2 separate regions of the Homo sapiens genome follow, and region 2 is linked to region 1. Evidence: chromatin loops called from intact Hi-C (ENCODE). Cell type or tissue: endothelial cell of umbilical vein. All regions are shown on one strand. Each heading gives the region's core, and the rest is flanking DNA. Links, peaks and the distances in the headings are about the cores only.

Region 1 (8,932 bases), core at 4,289-6,788:
AGCTTAGGTGTCGGGTATGTTCAAGGCTACAAAGGAAGCCTGGGACCTTGGCAAGATTTTAAATGCTAGGCTGAAGTGTTTGTAGCTAAATAGGCAGACAGGGAGGGGCTCTGAAGAGCAGGGCAGTGCCAAGAGCACGTGATGCCCTGGGATGGTGGGCTGGGCAGAGGGTAGAGGACTGAGCAGAATCTGGAGACTAATTAGGGGACTGTTGTAAGAATCCTGGGGTAAGAGGGCTGGGAAGCAGCAGATGGAAAGCAGCCCTGGTTAGCTTTGTGGGGACGACTGGCACTCCTCATTCCTCTGTGTGTTCTGAGAGTCCCTGGGAAGCCCTGAGCAGCAGCCTGGCATGATGCTCTGAGATGTGGGGAGAAGGAGGTAGAGTAGAGGCTGTGATGCTATAGACACTTTGCAACCCAGGCATCCCTCTGAGGTTCTCTGACCCCTTGGGCCTGTGCAGCTCAGCTTCCCACCCCCAAGGCAGAGCCAGGAGAGTCTGCTCAGAGCACTGCCAGGGAAGCAGTCCAGCTGGGCAGCGGGTGGAGGTGCACAGAGACGGAAGGCAGATTACATGTCACTTCATATTAGCCACACCGGCAACCTTCCCAATCCACCCAGAGAGGGGCCAATTAATTGCAATTCTGAGGACAAGGCAAAAGCCAAGATAACACTGAACCTGAAGCCAAGATAACACTGAACCTGAAGATCGCATCTCCTTTCCAGTCATGAGCAGGTCGGAAGGCCTTACAGAGGGTCAGATTTACTTACCTGTGAGGTACATTTCCTCTCCTTCGGTGAACATCTGGTGGCAGCGTACACACCTGGCACAGGTTGGGTGGTAGTGCTTCCCTCCTGCCTATGGAAATGAAAAGATGAAACAGGAGGTCAGAGCCAGGGCTGCTGTCTAGTGGGGCAGATTGGGTTTGAATCTTTCCTGGGTACATTAGTGTTGTTTGCATCTTCATGGCCCTAAAGTTGGTTGGAGCTACCCAAGGGAGTCCACAACCATCTAAAAGACCAGCCGGGAAGCTTCGTGATTCACTCCATGGATCCCTGATGGCAGTTCAGGGGACTTCCCTGAATACCTGCTCTTCTATTCTGACACTGGGAAGGACACTTGAGAGGCCACTGGTCCAACTTCCTCATTTCCAGAGGAGGAAACAGGCTTGCTTTGAGGACATCCCAGCATTTCCCCAAGTGAGAGGCCCTTACCACTAATGTTACATGAAATGATTTTAAGTGGTACATGAACTTGGGATTTAATAACATTGGACCAATGGAAAAAAAAAAAAGATCTTTTCAGTCCTCTATACATTCTTCTGATTTTGTCAAGGACGAAGTACCAGTTCGGTGCTTATGTGTCTTTAACATCTATCCAAAACCTACAAATCTGCCTTTTAAAGAATGAGAACAGGTGTGAGGCTTGGAACCTCCACATGCAATAGAATCTAGCTAGAACTCTATTTATTTTCAGGTTACATGCAATATGGCAAGTGATACTGCTTTCCTGTTATGTCGTATATAAGTTTCCTTACATATAAGGGAGCCAACCTCAAGACACTTAAAGTATTATGGAAGAATCAGCTCACGAGGTTCACAGACATGGCAAAAATTGTGAGACTGGCACACAAAGGACAGATTTTTAGGGCTCAGTGGGTGATTTAGGACCCACTGTAGAGCCCCAGATCCCCAGGCCAGTCCTGTGACTATTTTGCCCTGGTGTGTCCAGCCCTACCGCAGCTCACCCCAGTGTGACTTTGGTGAGTGCCTTCCCTATTTTCACTTTCCTTCCCCATCACTATTTAAATTAAAAATGAAAATAATTTGCAGCTGCAAAGACTTCCATGGGGGGAAGAAACAGCCCCTGAGAAGGTTGTGCCTCAAGGGTTCACTGCAAGCCAGCAGCAGTGTTGGGTCCGGATGTGTGTGAGTCAGTCACCAGCTCAGCACTTGCTTCTGGAGTCACAATTCTAACACCAAAATCCCAGCCAAGAGGGCTTGTAAAAGGGAACTTCAGCGGCGGCTCCAGCATTTGTATATGCAGGAGCTTGGTGCAGCAATTGGGTTGGCAGGTGGGCCTTGTTTGAAGAAATATTTTGCAACGTCAGGGCAGGGTTTTCTTTGGGGGAGGGTAATGCCCAGGGGAAACTGATGGATGTTAGGGGTTCTTAAAGGTCCCTGTCCAAGCCATCACTTGATCTGATGCTAATGGGTTCCTTCCAATTCAAAAATTATAATTGCATAATAAGAAGACCTATTTCCAAACTTAGTTTTTTTTTTCTTTTTTTTTTTATGTGGGGGGAGTGGAAGATTGTTGGGATGGGCTTGCCTATTCTGGAGATATTATCTCTATTCTAAAAACTTAGCAAGAATGTGGGAAAGGCAGATTTTTACAAAAAGAAAAAAATCTCCAATATTCCTTTTTCCCCCCGTTTGTTTATATGGCCTCGCACCAATGAGACAGTGTCCTTGTCATCATCAAAGCGAATATGTTCAAACTTTGGAAGGAGCCTGCTATTTTCCTAAGCTGGAATGTGTGGGACTGATTCCCTTGTACCATGACAAGGATAATCAGTTTAATTAGCAGCCTCTTCCTACTCTGTGTCTCTTTATCATTTTGATTATAGACCTGTTTTCCAGTGTGGCAACAGTGCCTTGGCAAAACTGAAGCCTAGCATTTTCCTAAATGTCATGCCCCACTACCTCACCCCAGCTGAAAGAGGCTTTGTGCCCATCTCAGCAGCCCCAGTCTTGGATGGTGTTGAAAACAGTTTGAGCAAAGGGAGGTAGGGCAGCCTGCACCCAGAGTAAGGAAAAGCCACGTCAGCTAGCTGAGATGAACCATTTTGTCTATTAACGAACTGAAATCAGGAAAATAGTAAAGAAAAATGGCAAAAAATTGGTACCCTCAAAACAGAGCCCTATTTGAGAGGACCGAAAACAGCAAACCAGGTTCAAAAATGTAGCAACAAGCAAACCAGGTTGTGGTCCTTTTTGGTGAGGAAACAGACAGGGATGGAAGGAGTGACACTGACAGCCATTGAGCTCTGTCACTGAGGAAGGGACCATGGGGTGGCCTAGGGAGGAAATGGGAAGGGACAGGATGAGAAGAGAAGGAGAAACAACTTAATTGAATGCCTGCAGTGTGCCAGACGATGTGCTTGGGCGACTGTTGTTCCTGCATGGCCATCATTCTTTCCTCCTTCTTCCAGAAACAGTCCCAAGCCTTTCCTTGGTGGGGCTACCTCTTCTCCATATCAGTCCACAGGGTTAAGTAGTGCTGACCCCACCAATGAGCATATTCCAACTTTGTGGGCACAATTAGTGGCCCAGGGATGGGCCTGAGATTGTCCAATGAGAGTCAGTCCCAGAATGCTTGCTGAGCTATTAGAAAAGAGAAGTTCTTTTTTCCACCGGGCGTGCCGGCTGATAGAATCTAAGCCTGGGGCAACTGGTGTCCAACTTTCCCATCACCAAGAACGCCCTCCTGAGAATAAACTTAACTTGGAAGAAAGTAAGCCAAGATGGCTGGGGATTCTAAATGATTTCGCTTAAGCACTGGATCCAGCTCCTGGGCTTTTTGTTATAGGAGCTGAGAAACTTCCTCTCTGTTGCAGCCCAAAAAGTCTTGACTAACGTGTTCATTAGGAATTAAATGACAGTAGTATTGTCTGTTGATAGATACAGACTAAGAGGACATATCTTGCTTAAGGCTTCAGGGCTAGAAGTGGTAAAATCTGAATCCAAGTCTGTTTTACTGCAGCCATGTCTATTTCCTGACATCATGCTACCTCAAAGACCCCCAAGTGGCTGAGAGCTGTGGGTATCGGTAGATACAGCAGCCTGGAGTCCTAGATTTTAGCTCTGTCTCTACCAGAAATGCTGCTTGTGACCTTGGAAAAACACTGCATGTCTTGGTCTCACTTTTCTCATCTGTAAAATGAAGAGGTTGAACTAGTTGATTGCTAAAAGTCTCTTCCAGCTCTAAGAAAAAAAAAAAATCAATAAGTCGAAGATGCTAATGGAGCCTTGTAGAAATGGGATCAATCGAAACTCAGTCACAACAGCTGCCTGGGAGGAACAGTCTACCGCAATGCTAAACAACGGTAACTCTCGGGGAAACGGCAGCTGCCACCAACAGGATTTCAAAGCAGCTTGGAAATGCTGAACAAATTTCCATCTGTGGCCCTGTCTGTAATCTAAGTTCTTTCTTTCTGGAAAGAAAAGTTTCCTTTTGTAATATCTCCCACCGCATTGACCCTTCAACCTACTACACTCTGGATGCCTCTTCCCCACAGTTCTGCAAAGCCAACAAACGACTCTTCTGAAGGTGACCTTTCCCACATCCAACAGCTTTTCCGCAGCCCACGCAGTCCTTCACTGCTCTACAGAGTTTGACCAACACTCTGACCTCACCATGTTTTCTGAAGCTCTGTCCTTTCACTGAATGCCCGATTCTCTTCCCATATCTTCCTCTGCTACCTCCTCAGTCTCTTTCTGAGTCGCTTTCACTGTGAGCAGCTGCTCGCCAAGGTTGGTGTCAGCCTCCTTCCTTGCTCTCTTTCCTCTGTCTTGGAAATCCTGAGGACTCTGGTGGTGCTATTATTCAAAGCCTCACGTTTTTAAGATTGGCTCCTCCAGGCCTGAGCTTTGTTCCTGAGCTCTGATCCATATTTCTTTTCTTTTCTCATTTTTCTTGCCTCGGACAGGATCTTGCTCTGTTGTCCAGGCGGGAGTGTAGTGGTGCAATCTCAACTTATTGCAACCTCCACCTCTCAGGCTCAAGTGATCCTCCGGAATGGCTAGGACTACAAGCGTGCACCACCATGCCTGGCTAGTTTTGTTTATTTTTTATAGAGATGAAGTCTCACTGTGTTGCCTAGGCTGATCTTGAACTCCTGGACTCAAGTGATCACCCTGTGTTGGCATCCCAAAGTGCTGGGATTACAGGTGTGAGCCACCACTCCCAGCCTCTGATCCGTATTTCTGACTGCCTTCTGGAAACACTCCTGGGATTTCAATCACAACTCATCCTAAATGGTACTCGCCATGTTTCTGCCAGATCAGCTTTTTCCCCTGTCATCCCCAGTTCTGCCAATGACACCAGGCTTCCTATCCCTCAGAAATAGATAATTCTTTGGTGCAACTTTTAGCTGCTTCTCCTTCAATCCCCATGTCCACAAGCTGCCCCTCAGTTGCAGAGTGATTGGAATTCTACTTCCATAGGGCTGGGCACAAGGGTGGCTTCCCTCTCCATTGCTACTGTACCTCTTGAGTCCTTCCTGCCTGGGTCACGCAGGGGCCTCCTCACTCATCCCTTCCAGCTTCCTTCCTTCAAATGTAGCCTGTGTACATTATCACGTCATCCTCCCAGAAGCCCAGCTCTAACCAGGACGTTCCTTCCCAGTCTCTCCACAATGCTCCCTTGCCCAGTGAGTCACATGCAAACTCCACCCTGGTATCCCAGGCCCTCAGAAACCCACCCCCAACAACCCTTCCTGGACTCATGCCTTGTCCTCTGCATCGCACTCCTTACAGCTCTCGAGATGCTTAAATGTTTCCCAGCTCTGCTCATTTGTTTATATCTCATTGTCTCTGACTCTCTCTGAAAATTCTCCACACAGTAACCACAGAAATCTTTTTAAAAACATGATCTTATCATGTTAGTCCTTGGCTTAAAACTCTCCAATGGCTTTCCATTGCACTGAGTATAAAACCCAAACTTCTAAACATGGTCTACAAAGTCCTACATGGTATGCCATATATGATATACTCTTATATTTCATCCTCCCCTACCCTCAATTTATAGAATTCAGCCACATTGGCAGACTGGGTCAGCTATTGTGAGCAGAATCATTAATTCAGCCAAATCTGGCCACTTGGTTGTGGTTACCATGAGTGCTTGTGTTGAGAAAAATTCTGCAGCCACAATTCTGTGTGGGTTCTCTGTTCTTTGAATGGGTCAAGCTCATTCTTCCTCTATCTTTTCCCACCTCAGGGCCCTTCAGGGATAGTTCTTTCATCCTCAGGGCTCTGCTTCAATGCATGTCCTCAGAGAGTTCCTTCCTGGTTGCTACATCCCCTCCTGCTGAGTCTACATGTGGCTGCAGACTTGTTCTCAACAAAGCACTCATGGTAACCACAACCAACTGGCCAGATTTGGCAGAATTAATGATTCTGCTGACAATACCTGATCCAATCTGATCCTCTAGCTATTGTCATATGGAAAAACTGAGGCCTAGAAAAGCAAAGATACTTACTCAAAATCTGAGCAGGAGTAGAGTCAATACTAGAACTCAATTATTCCTGTTAGGCTATTATTTTTCCTTTCCACTGAGCCCTTCCCTGTTTCTAATTCATCAAGGTGGGTGGTCCCAAAGTATAGGAAGATAGCTTCCAGGCCCACAGGGTATAGGAAGAAAGGCCGGAAAGACCAGTGCACAGGGGCTCAGCAAGGCCTCAGCAAGGGTTTTGCAGGTTGTCTGTCACTGCAGAAGGAGTCATACATCAAAGGCTGGGGAGAGGCGTTGCCATGGTGATGGACCCACCAAAGAAGGGCTTAGGGAGCAAGCTGCTAGACAAGCTGGCTCTTAAATCAGCACATTACCAAATACTAAAACAAACAAACAAACAAAATAAATAATTAAATAAATAAATAAATAAATAAATAAAAAAGACTTCCTTTCTCCGGCAGGGCTGGGAGGAAAATCCTAATGTCACTCTTTAGAAATCTGTCTGGGTCCGAATCAAAGATACAACTGATTTTCCCAGCACAGCATTTTTTGAACCAGGAAGAATTTTGTCTACCTTCTCATTTTGGGGTTTCCCAGAGATCTCAGCAAGGTTATCTGCTCAAGGTCATGTAGCAAGCAAAGGTGGAGGAGGTAAAGGCTATGGAAAAAAAGGTATGGGATGACTTTCTCCTTCTTCTGTGATGACTTTTTGGAGGCACAGATCACCCTGCCACATCTTCACGGTTACTTATACCCACTCACCTCCAAGACTCTGCCACTGATGTATCGGTCACAAGTCTCACATTTAATGCCAAACTGGGCATGGTAGTCGGACTCACAGTATGGAACACCATCCCTGCAAGAAGAAGTTCACATAGGATGAGGAAGTTAGGGAGGATCAGTGAGGGTGCACATGGCATTTAGATTCTGGACCTGCAGCCTATGTTGACTGAGCCAAAGTTCGATACTTCTCCTTTAATAAACAATTTCATCTGTATGAAAGAATCATCTGACTGTGCTCCCAGATCAGTAGATGACAGGAAGCCTCCTGGGACCACCTCCTGTGTGCTCCATTTTTTACCCAATGTTTATCACTTGGCGGACAGTGATAAGATTGTTATCCCTTATTCTTATACCACCCCCTATGACTAATAGCCACTAACATTTGTTGCTGGTGTGCGCCGGGCTCTTTGATGGTGTTTGATGGCAACCCTATGAGTCAGAATTATTAGTATCCCCATTGTGTAGGTGAGAAAACCTAAGCATAGCACACTTTAGTAACTTGTCCCAGGCCACCCAGGATGACCTAGAGCTGGAATTCAAACCCAGGTTGTCTGGTTTCTCACCCAGGTTGTCATGAGGATTAAAGGAGATGGGTCCAGTGTACCCTAGGGCTCAGGACAGTGCCTAGCCATACTGAGTACTCAGCAAATGGCAGCTGGAGGAATGGCCATGATTGCTGAGAGGAGTCTTTGAGGAGGACATTTGGTTCTCAGTTCTCTAGGACTGAGGTAGAGATAGTTGGGGGCATCGGAGAGCTTAGCTTTGCTTCGGGCTCTGCCTCGCTCTAATGACCAAGTCTGAACTCTGAGGAGAAACATTTCTTTCACTTTTGGGTGTAAGAGAACTTGGCTCAGACACTGAGAGACCTAAAGGAGAGGCACATCACTTTTCCATCTCGAAGCTGTTGCCCTGATGAGGTTGCTGGGGGCCCACCCTGGGCAGCATTTTCCTGGAGAAGCAGCAGTGAGGACCAAGGTCTGAAGATGTCCGACCAAGGTCTGGAGGTGTGACTGTGCCCACAAGGCAAGGACTTGTTTGTGAGCCCCTGAGACACACCTCCCCCAACCCTTTCAACTCCTCCCTCCTCCCCCGCTCAATCAGGTTCTCACTCTGTGGGTGCGGGAGGGTAGCTCTGCAGGGAGAAAAAGTCATTTGTCAGAAGGTGGATGTGATGAGCCAACAAGATTTGAGTATAAATGCCAACACAATCTCTTTTGGATCCATCCTTCTCTTGGGGAATTAGCGGTACACAATTCTAAAAGAGGATGGTAAAATGAGTATTTACTGGGCAGTTATTGGGTGCTAAGCACAGATCTCTGAGCCCTTACACAACCCTACAGGTAGATCATCTTCTCTCCATTTTTATAAATGAGGAAACTGAGACTCTGAGCAGTGGAGTCCCTTGCCAAGGTCACATAGGCTGCGCTTCTATCCTGGGCATCTGATGCCTGAGCCAGTGCCTCTGAGCCCCTGCCACTCTGCCAGCAGCCAGGTAAGGGGCCCAGAGCTATGCTGCAGAGGTACCAGGTGTGGTGGGCAATCTGGGCTGGGCCTCCTTGAGAGGAGCTCTGAACAATCCCTTAAGTCCCTAGAGAACTCTGATTTAGGCTTCCAGACTCAAGCACTCCTGGCTGGCAATGTACTAAGGGCACTCCTTGCTTGGTGGGCATAGAGGGGAATGCCAAACTCCTGCTAGCATGGCATCGAGAGCTCTCGGTGATGTGACCTCAGCTCACCTATGCAGCCCAGGATCTGGCTTCACCTGGGCACATGTTTGAGCTCCTATACAGGATGGAGATGTCCAACACTCCCCTACTGCCCTGGCCTTGCCCAGGCTGGCCATTCTGCCTAGAAGCTCTTCTTCTTTGCATTTTTGAATCTTACCCCCACCTTCCATGGAACTCTCAGAGATTCAA
Region 2 (8,932 bases), core at 3,703-6,202, 60 kb after region 1:
TTCTAAATACATTTCGATTGGTACACAGCTCTACCCATTTCTTTACACATTGTCTATGGCTGCTTTCATGCCACAGAGACTGTGTGGCTTGCAAATCCCTTTACAGGAAAGGTTTGCCAGTCCCTGGACTAATGTGACATGTTCCCTGCTTAATCAGAATTGCCCTCTCCAACATTCATTTCACACCTGACTCATGCCAAGAACTGAAAGAGATAATACAGGCAAAATGTTTGCATAGGGTCTTACATGTAATAAGTGCTCCTTAAATGTTAGCTTAAAAAGTCCTGTGTTACCAATATATATACCACTCTTCTTTCCTAGTGGAATGACCAAGTGGTGACTACATCATAACAATAGCATGTGTTGGTTATTTTGTATCTTTAAAAGGGGTTTTCCCAAAATAGTACATTCAAATGTGTTCCATTACTTATCACTATTAATCATTACTGAGTATTTTCCATGTGCCAGGCACTGTGCTAAGCATCTCACATATATTCACTCACTTAAAGTTCACCTATCATCCCCATCTTAAGAGGAACCTGACGTTTGGGGGTCTGGTAAAAAGCAACTCTCTGAAGGCGGCACAGCTAATAAGGGTCAAGCTGGAATTTGGACCCAGGCAGTCTGATTCTATAGCTCAACTTCTTATCAAATATACGATCTAGCCTTCTCAGTTTGGTCAATAACCTAGTTTTCAAAGTACCAGTTTTCACAGTCCCAGGTATTAGAATATACAGCAAGCCCACCCATGGGCATAGTTGCAGAAATGCACAGCTTGGCTGCAGAACAACTGGGAGCTCATTCTCCCTGCATCCCCACACTCTCCCTCGCATCCACTCACAACTGCATTGCTGCACTAGGTCTGCCTCTCACTGCCTCCAGGCCCTCTGATGCATGAGGTATGTGTTGCTGGGGAGATCTTCCTAAATAATGCACAGCTCTGGGCAGGTCACTACTGGGCTCCAAACCTCTCCTGACTCCTCATTGGCTGTAGATTGTAACAAATACTGTTTAGCGTGGCATCTGACCCTCTCAAAGAGCTGATCCTCACCAACTCCCAGCGTTTTCTCAGTGTCCACATACTCATATTCTCTAGCGTATACAAACTGGACTTCCTAACAGTTCCCGATGAGGGCTTTCTGTCTTTTTATTTCGGTCTCCATCCCAGTACCCAGACAAAGGCCCAGGACTCAGGAATTGTGCATTAGGGTGTGTGGAATGCCTGCCTAGGAATGAGTAAGCCCATCTAGACTGCTCTTTCTTTTCCTTCAACCCTACACAACATAAGTTTGTTCCCTGCCCCAAGGACCAGATTGAATGGAACCTTCTCCAACAAGCATTCCCAGGCCTTCCAGAGGAATTTGGCCTGTCTTCCTCTGTACTCTTTCCTTCCCTCTCAGCACCCGCCATGGTTTATCTCACATCACAGTCATGCATGCTTCTGTCTGCCCCTCCAAGATGCTGGATGGAAGCAGTCTGAGGTCCAGTTCTCTGTCCTGTGCATCATTGATTTCATGGTGCCTAGAATATGGAATGTCACTGTCTCACAGCGTGAAGATTTGTTTCACTGCCCGAGTGAATGAGTGAATAGTGCTGGGGCATCCAACGGGAAGATCAGCCATCCCAATCCATGTTTCCCCTGGAGATCTCCATCACAGTAAAAATACAAAAAGATGGTAAAAAGGAGGAGCAGGGAGGAGGGAAAGGAGGCCTCAGGGTCAGACCAACACAGTTTAAACATCTGCTCCTCTGCTTCCTAGCTCATGTGACTTTATCCAGGCAATTTACCTTTGAATCTCATTTTCCTTTTATGTAAAATGAGGATATTGAAGTATTCCTCATTAAATGAATCCATCCACATATTCACTCAAGGCTCCATCACTTTTCTTAACTTTGTGATTTGGAGCCAAATATCTCTTCTCTGGGCTTCAATTTCCTTCTTTGTAAAATGAGAACAATGTCAGTGTCCTCTTTCTAGGACTCTTGTGAAGCGTAAGTGGGCTCATTCATGTGTCCAAGAAATGCTTTTATAAGTGATCATCACTCTGCATCAAACACCATGTTGAGTGTGCAGGACTCAGCAGTGAACAAAACAGACAGGGTTTGTCACACAATCATCATGTGGCTTATAGTCAAAGGAGGATGAGAGAAAGAAACAAAGAAAATGAGCTAATGAACAAAATAATCACTGACTATGGTAAGCTCTGTGAAGAATAGTGAGAGCAAATATAACATGGGGATATTCCCTAGACACAGAATTCAAGGAAGGCCCATGTAAGATTGTTGTAAGGATTAAATAAAATAATAGATGTAAAACATTTGCACTCAGGCTGCAGTTGGAAAAGAGTCTCTGGATTAGGAGGAGGAGGAGAAAACATTAGTCTGAGTCTAAGGAATTTCTGATGGGGATTGAGCTTCAGTTCCTGAAATGCTGCCTCTCAAGTTCCTTCTCCCTACATGTAACAGGCCCAGGCTCTGTCTCTGCCAGTTGAAAGGGGGATTTATAATCACCTGAGGTTCCTGCACCATATAATGCTAACATCACAGGCAACTCTCTTTCGAGAACAACTCATGCTGACTGTGAAAAATATCTAATTTTATGGTTGCTTTAGACTATCACCAGACGGGCAGGGCTGGGATCCCTGGGCTGTTTCCCCATATCTCAAAACATAGGAATAGACCTTGGGCTGCCCCTGCTGCTGCAAGCTGAGCGTGACTTGCAGCGGGAAGATTGGCACTTGATAGAGTGTGCTTCAGGTGCTTAAAATAGATCAGCTGTGTCATTAGACTATTGCAAAGCAGTTGCTTCATCGGCCCTGCTGGCCTGGTGAGGGCAAGAGTAACAGCCCATGGAGAAAGATCTGTGCTTTGCACAAAATTAAGCAGATGTGAGGACGAAGCTTTGGAAATGATAGAGGCACTAGAGAGTAGCATTCTGCTGCGAGAGAAGGTGGGGCTGTAGCACAGGCACACAAACAGCCACCACAGCCCCTGGGAACAGCAGGGCGGCATGTGGAGCCTGTATGTTCTCCTTGTCTGTCTGGTGACACCCTTAGAAAAAAGGCCTAAGAGATGTTTAGGGAGCCAGGTGAAACCTAATCTGAAATCACTGAGGGACCATCCATACTCTCAGGCAGACACAAAACCAACATGTGGAGCTGCCTGGCGTCTTCCTACTGTTCCTTCAACATCCTCTCCCCAGCATGTTTCAAGTCCTTCCACTGTTCCGGTCACTCATTTCTGGGAATATACGGGCTGATCACTGTCTTCCCTGAATATAATGTTTCAAACAGAGCCTGATCAGGGTCTGCAGAGTGGGACTCTCACCTCCTGTCCATATGGCCTGAAATCACATTTTTTCCTGTAGGCCGTACTGCTCAGTTGCCTCTTTCTGAACTTGAGACCAACTCCTGCTCCCCTAACCTCTTCCTCCAATGGCTGCCATGCCTGGTGTAGGAGACATTAGGGAGTGATGGTCATTGAGGAGGGGAAGAGTTCAAGTCATGTTTGGGAGGTAGAAATGACCAGATGTGGTGACAGATGGAACACAGGAGAGTGGAGGAAAGGGAAGTGTCTCAGAAGACTGCTTTCTAATCACTGACTTATGACTGGGTAGATAGAGGTTCTATAGATCAACCAGGACTGTAAGAGCTAAGGTAGGCTTTTTGCTTTTGTTTTCTTAAGAGAGTAAATTTATTAAATTTTGAAGTGCCTTGGGAATATTCTAGTAGCCATCTTAGCAGATGATCAGAAAGATGACCCTAGAGCTTAGGAAAGAGATCTTTATCTATCTTTATCCTGGGGCTTATTAGAGAGAGTGGGCTTTTCATGAATGCGTTAACTCATCAATTATCTTTTGAGTACCTACTATGTGCCAGACACTGTGCTTTGCTTTCTGTGAATTATTTGCTACCTTGATTTCTTCCTGAGGAATAAGGAAGAATCTGCCCTAAACAGAAGAAATTATGTTGGCATGATCTACTTTCTCAAGCAGGAGGACTCTATAATGACAGAGGAAAGGTTGTGAGTAGCCACATGCAATCATTGTTGTGGCCTTTCAGCAGTCATCCCTTAGCTGGGTGGGTAATCAAACTCACCCAACCCATACAGAGCTCATGCTGTTGACTAGATGTTCTCAACTGGACCAGGCATGTCCCGTATGTCAGAACATTCTCTGGAACAGTTCAGCCTCCTCAGACGCCCTCTTTTGGGCTAGAAAAGGTACCCAGATCTGGGATCAGTTATCCAGAATTGCCCTCCTTTGTTCTGTGTCCTACTCTCTTTTACTAGGTTCTCTGAAAACAAAACTGACCTCCAGGAGGTCAGGGCAGGATATTGTTTGCCCTGTTATTTGCCTAACTGTATCCAACAGGATATGACATCACCCTTCTGGGAATGGGTCAGTTGGGGGAATAAGGACATGTGGCAGGGTTTTGCTCACTTCATGAGGACATTAATATCATGGCAATGTTAATCAATTGCTAACTTCAGACAGGATTTTCTCCCATAATCATTAACAGATGTGCTGCAGCTTCCACATCTCTGTGTGAAGAATCACTTCTACATATTTGATGTTTTATGGATCATCTACTGGACTGCAGTGGCAAGGTGACATAAAAATATTAAGCTGTCACTGTGTAATTTAATAGGAAGTGATAATTGTGGCAAGCCAGAAACTAAGTATATACCCCATCCAAAGCAGGCAATCCTATTGATTGCTGTTAGGAAGAAAAATTGGGTCAGGGCTGCAAAATCCTCCGACTTCATTTTGTTTTTAAGAGAGCCAGAAATCCCACTTCTGATTTCCCAATTTCCCATTGTTGGCAAATAATTCAAATTCACTAAAAACCTGGTGTAGGGCAAATAAGACGTGTCCCTTTACATTGGCCACCAGGAGGCACATTTTGCCCAGCTGTGTGACCCATGATTTTAAAGGCCACATTGGTTCTATTTACTGTTGTATCTCCAGCATTATGCTTAGTGCAGAGCTGGTGTCCAGTAAATACCTGATGAATAAACAAATGAACAATCCAATTCTTATTCCCTGTGTTGGACAGGCCCAGGAACTAGGAAGATTGGAAACGAATGTCATGACTAACTTCCCTTACACTATTGAAACACCACAGTTGTAAGAAATGACCAGGTGGGGTGGAAAGTGTGGCAAACAGACTGGCTGTGGACATACTAAATTACTGGGGTCTTCCCATGTGGGGACCTCCTATGTAAGAGCACTTCCCTTCAGATTCTTAGGAAGAGAGGGTCTACCTCCATGGGTCAGGGATAGCAAAATGAGGGTTTAAACATCAAGACTAGATAGATAAACTTAGTGACTTGCATTTAGTAACCAACTGTTAGCATCTCACGCTAGTGTGGACAGTGGCTGACATTCAGGGGAAACCAAAACACAAGAAAATCTCCTTGAGGAGTCATTTCCTTAACAAACACTCTATTATGGATTGAATTGTGTCCCCACAAACTCATATTTGAGGCCCTACCCCTCAGTACCTCAGAATATAACCGTATTTGGCAATAGAGTCTTTACAGGGATAAACAAGTTAAAATGAAATCATTAGATGGGTCCTAATCCAATGTGACGGGTGTCCCTGTGGAAGGGGGAATCTGGACACAGAGAAACACATGGATAAAGGTGATGTGAAAAGACTCAGGGAGAAAGGCAGCCATCTCCAAGCAAAGGAGAGGCCTCGAGTAGACATTTGTCTCGCAGCTTTCAGAAGGAACCCTGCTAACACCTTCGTTTTGGACTTTTAGCCACCAGAGCTATAAAACAATACATTTCTGTTGTTTAAACCACCCGGTTTGTAGCACTTTGGTGCAGTAGCCCTAGCAAACTAATATATACTATTTATTTCAGAAACCTTTGTTATGTGCCATGCACTGTTTTAAGGAATTCACAACTAACTTATTTATTCTTTATATCTCTTCTCTGACAGAGGCACTATTATTTGCCTCCTTGTAATTATCATTAGAGATGAGGAAGTGAGGCACAGAGAAGGTAAGTGACTTGCCTAAGGATACACAGAAAGTACAAGCAGGGCTAGAATTTGAGTCCAGCAACCTAACTTCAGTCTGTGCCCTTAAGAACTGCAAAGGAAGAATTTATCTGGCAAAATACCCAGAAAGTCGAAGGTGTTCAGATACTTCTGGTTGTTTTCTGTACTTTTACAATGGTTTCTGCCTAAAGTTGGGTAATAGCCAGTTGTTGACCGTTCACCACAGCAGATGCTATCTCAGCAAGATAAAGCTTTTGCCAGATAGGAAAGCTGGAGTTCAGAATTGATATCACTTCCTTTACGCAATCCAAGTGCTCTTGAAATCACGTTGTGATTTTTCTGAGATGTGTTATAGTCATTTTGGGTGATTTTAAAATTGTTCCTTACGTTATTCCTCTAACCCCTTCTTAGCCTCAGGTAATCATCTGTCAACAACTGCTTCATTCATTTGGGAAGTACTGTTTTAAAACAATCTCTATCCTTGTGGAGTAAATAATCACTTCTACTTTATCTGTTTTGCAGATGTAGAATTTCTAGAGAGGGCATCCTACTGCGTTCTTGTGTGTCAGGATCCTGTCTTCAGGGATCCTTAGATTTCTTGATCTGGGCAATGGCATTAGCAGAGGAAGGTCATCATGCCCCGTGTGCTGGGTGTCTTCTATTCTGAACTCCCTCACCTCTCCAGATCCGTTCTGCCTGCTTCCCTACTCTGGACTGTGCCCTGGGAAGCTGCTGACCATTATGAACCTATCAAATGCCTTCCTTGCCCTCTGGCTCCTGATTGGATTTGACCAATGGGAGGTACCCATAGGAGATCTGAGGGAGAGAGAAGAGGAGGATCAGGATATTTATCCTCCTAGTTCTTTCCTTGGAACTAGGCTGGCTGCCTTCCTGGGGCCACAGCCACAGTTCCTGTCAGGCAGCCTTCACCCCATAGCCAGCTGGGTCTCTGGGTCCAGCTAGGGGCAGTTGTGGTAGCAGTGGGTCATGAGCCACAGTTACTAGGCTCCTGGTACTGGGTCATGCTTGCTTCTCTTTGTTTGTTTCTTAATGTCCTTCTCACACACTTGTGAAGAGTCCTTCCATTTAACTCCTCTCAAACTGCCAATCTGTTCTCTGCCAAGACCCTACCTAATAGAATCCTCCTTTTCCTCTTTGCCTTATAAAACAATCAGTGGCTAGGCCATGCAGTCTTTATTTTCTAAAAGATTTTTCCCCTTATTTCTAGTTTTATAACCATCCAAATTTTGGCCCGAGACGTTTTCTGAACTAGGACAATTGGGATCCTAACTTCCTGTCTTCCCTTTTTCAACCCATGCCATATACAATGCCAGGTTAATAAGCTTCCTGTAGGCTTCCCGGGAGCTATGAGTTTCCTATGTAGAAAATCCATCACCTACTGTAATACCAGAAGAACAGACTAATTTTTAATCAGAGGATTTAGTTTTAATGACACCATCTTTCCAGAACTTTGCTTTACTCAACAGTCAACTCAACTTCAGACTCAACTCCATTCACTGAGACCCAATGCCTGTGAGTTTCTAATGTTATTTCGCTGAATCCTTAGAAGAACCCTGCACCTTGGCATTTATTGCTCATATTTTATACATGGTAAAATTTAGCTCAGAGACATGATCTATTCTGTCCAAGACCACAGAGAGAGTACATGATAGATCTTGAGTTTGAACTCGAGAATCCATACCCCAAAGCTCAGGTTCTTGCTGTCCCAGCATGGTCTCTACTTATCCCATGACATCTTTGTGGGAGTTATTTGACCCTTCAATACTCTCTTCAACAGAACAAAGTCTACTCTAAAAAAGTAATTTGTTAGCATACAAATCCATGGTAAAGACCAACAAAGGGGCTAGAGGCAGGAGGAAGCCTATAAAATGAGTAGGAGCAGTATGTGGTACCATTGATCTTGGTGCACTTGATGCTCTGGAGGGTGAGGAGGCCAGCCTTGGTGAAGTGTGAAGTGTGGGGCTGGGCAGAGGGGCTGGTGCTAGTGGGGAAAGGGCTTTCTCGGCAGAAGGAACCATGCATGTAAAGTCAGCAGGAGCAAACCCTTAGAGGGAATGGGAGAAGGCACATGTGACAAGGACACTGAGAACTGTGCACTGTAGACAAGATGGGGCTGGTCAGCAAGGCCAGGAGCAGGCCACATCGGGCCTTACAGGCTTGCTGAGGAGTTTCCTTTCTCACCCTGGGAGCATGGGAGCCTCACTTTAAGCAGAGTGTGATACAGAGTAGGGATGCGGCCGATCGCTGAAGGGGGCTGGCATGGATGAAAGGAGGCCAGTTAGAGGCTGCCTCAGTAGGTCAGGAGACAAATGAGAGATCCTTGGAATAGGTTGAGAGTTCATGAGAGAAAGAAAGGCTGGATGTTGGATCTACCCTACAGAAGACAAAGTGGCAATGATTGGCCAGTTTCCCTCCTTTCCTCTGAAGTCCTTCAGCGAAGCGAGTGTACTGACTCAGTATGAGCCCAGGCCTTTCCAAGCCTGGGGTGTCCTGCTCACATGTTTGGTGTCTATTTTCTCCTGAATAAGGACCAGACCCCACCTGCTGTGCTCTACCTAGGTCTGCCCACCACCTCACTCCAGCATCTCCAAAATTACCCCTTTCTTAATATTCAGCTAGATTTCAGAAGAAAGGATTCTAATGAAACTAAAATTCACTCTGAAGAGCCACTGACTAAGCATGCTCTTGTTTTTGTAATCTAAGCATTTTTTTATTAGTAAAAACAATTTACAAATGTTTATAAAACATCTCCTCATAATCCCATTTAATCCTTAAAAAATCACACTTCAGGTGTGCTTCTCAATTCATGAGAAGGATGTGACTGAAGTCTGAGAGGTTGCGTGACCTGCTTGCTAGTGTCATAAAATCCACAATGACAGCCACAATGATGCCCACAGTGA

What was found. Hi-C counts contacts between places; a loop is a spot of excess contacts. Peaks named below come from ENCODE experiments on the same cell type or tissue, not always from the same donor. Only the 100,000 strongest peaks of a DNase experiment are listed, where the experiment ranks them.
Region 2: a loop joins it to region 1, with 4 times the contacts of the local background. A loop is called at or near these places in 74 of 110 quality-filtered maps.

The regions. Positions count from the first base shown.
Region 1 is chr5:149,208,883-149,217,814 of GRCh38, reverse strand. It overlaps ABLIM3 (actin binding LIM protein family member 3), which reads right to left. Exons shown (of 24, transcript NM_014945.5): 7 at 6,996-7,089; 8 at 769-856. Among named protein-coding and RNA genes, the nearest start is that of AFAP1L1, 59 kb to the left of the region's middle. In endothelial cell of umbilical vein, for the core only: no CTCF peak of the experiment used is centred there; a DNase peak (open chromatin) is centred at 5,404; H3K27ac peaks cover 1,726 bases.
Region 2 is chr5:149,147,941-149,156,872 of GRCh38, reverse strand. All of the region lies in intron 2 of ABLIM3 (actin binding LIM protein family member 3), which reads right to left. Among named protein-coding and RNA genes, the nearest start is that of ABLIM3, 11 kb to the right of the region's middle. In endothelial cell of umbilical vein, for the core only: a CTCF peak has its summit at 4,882 (motif pointing right); DNase peaks (open chromatin) are centred at 4,342, 5,012 and 6,202; H3K27ac peaks cover 2,368 bases.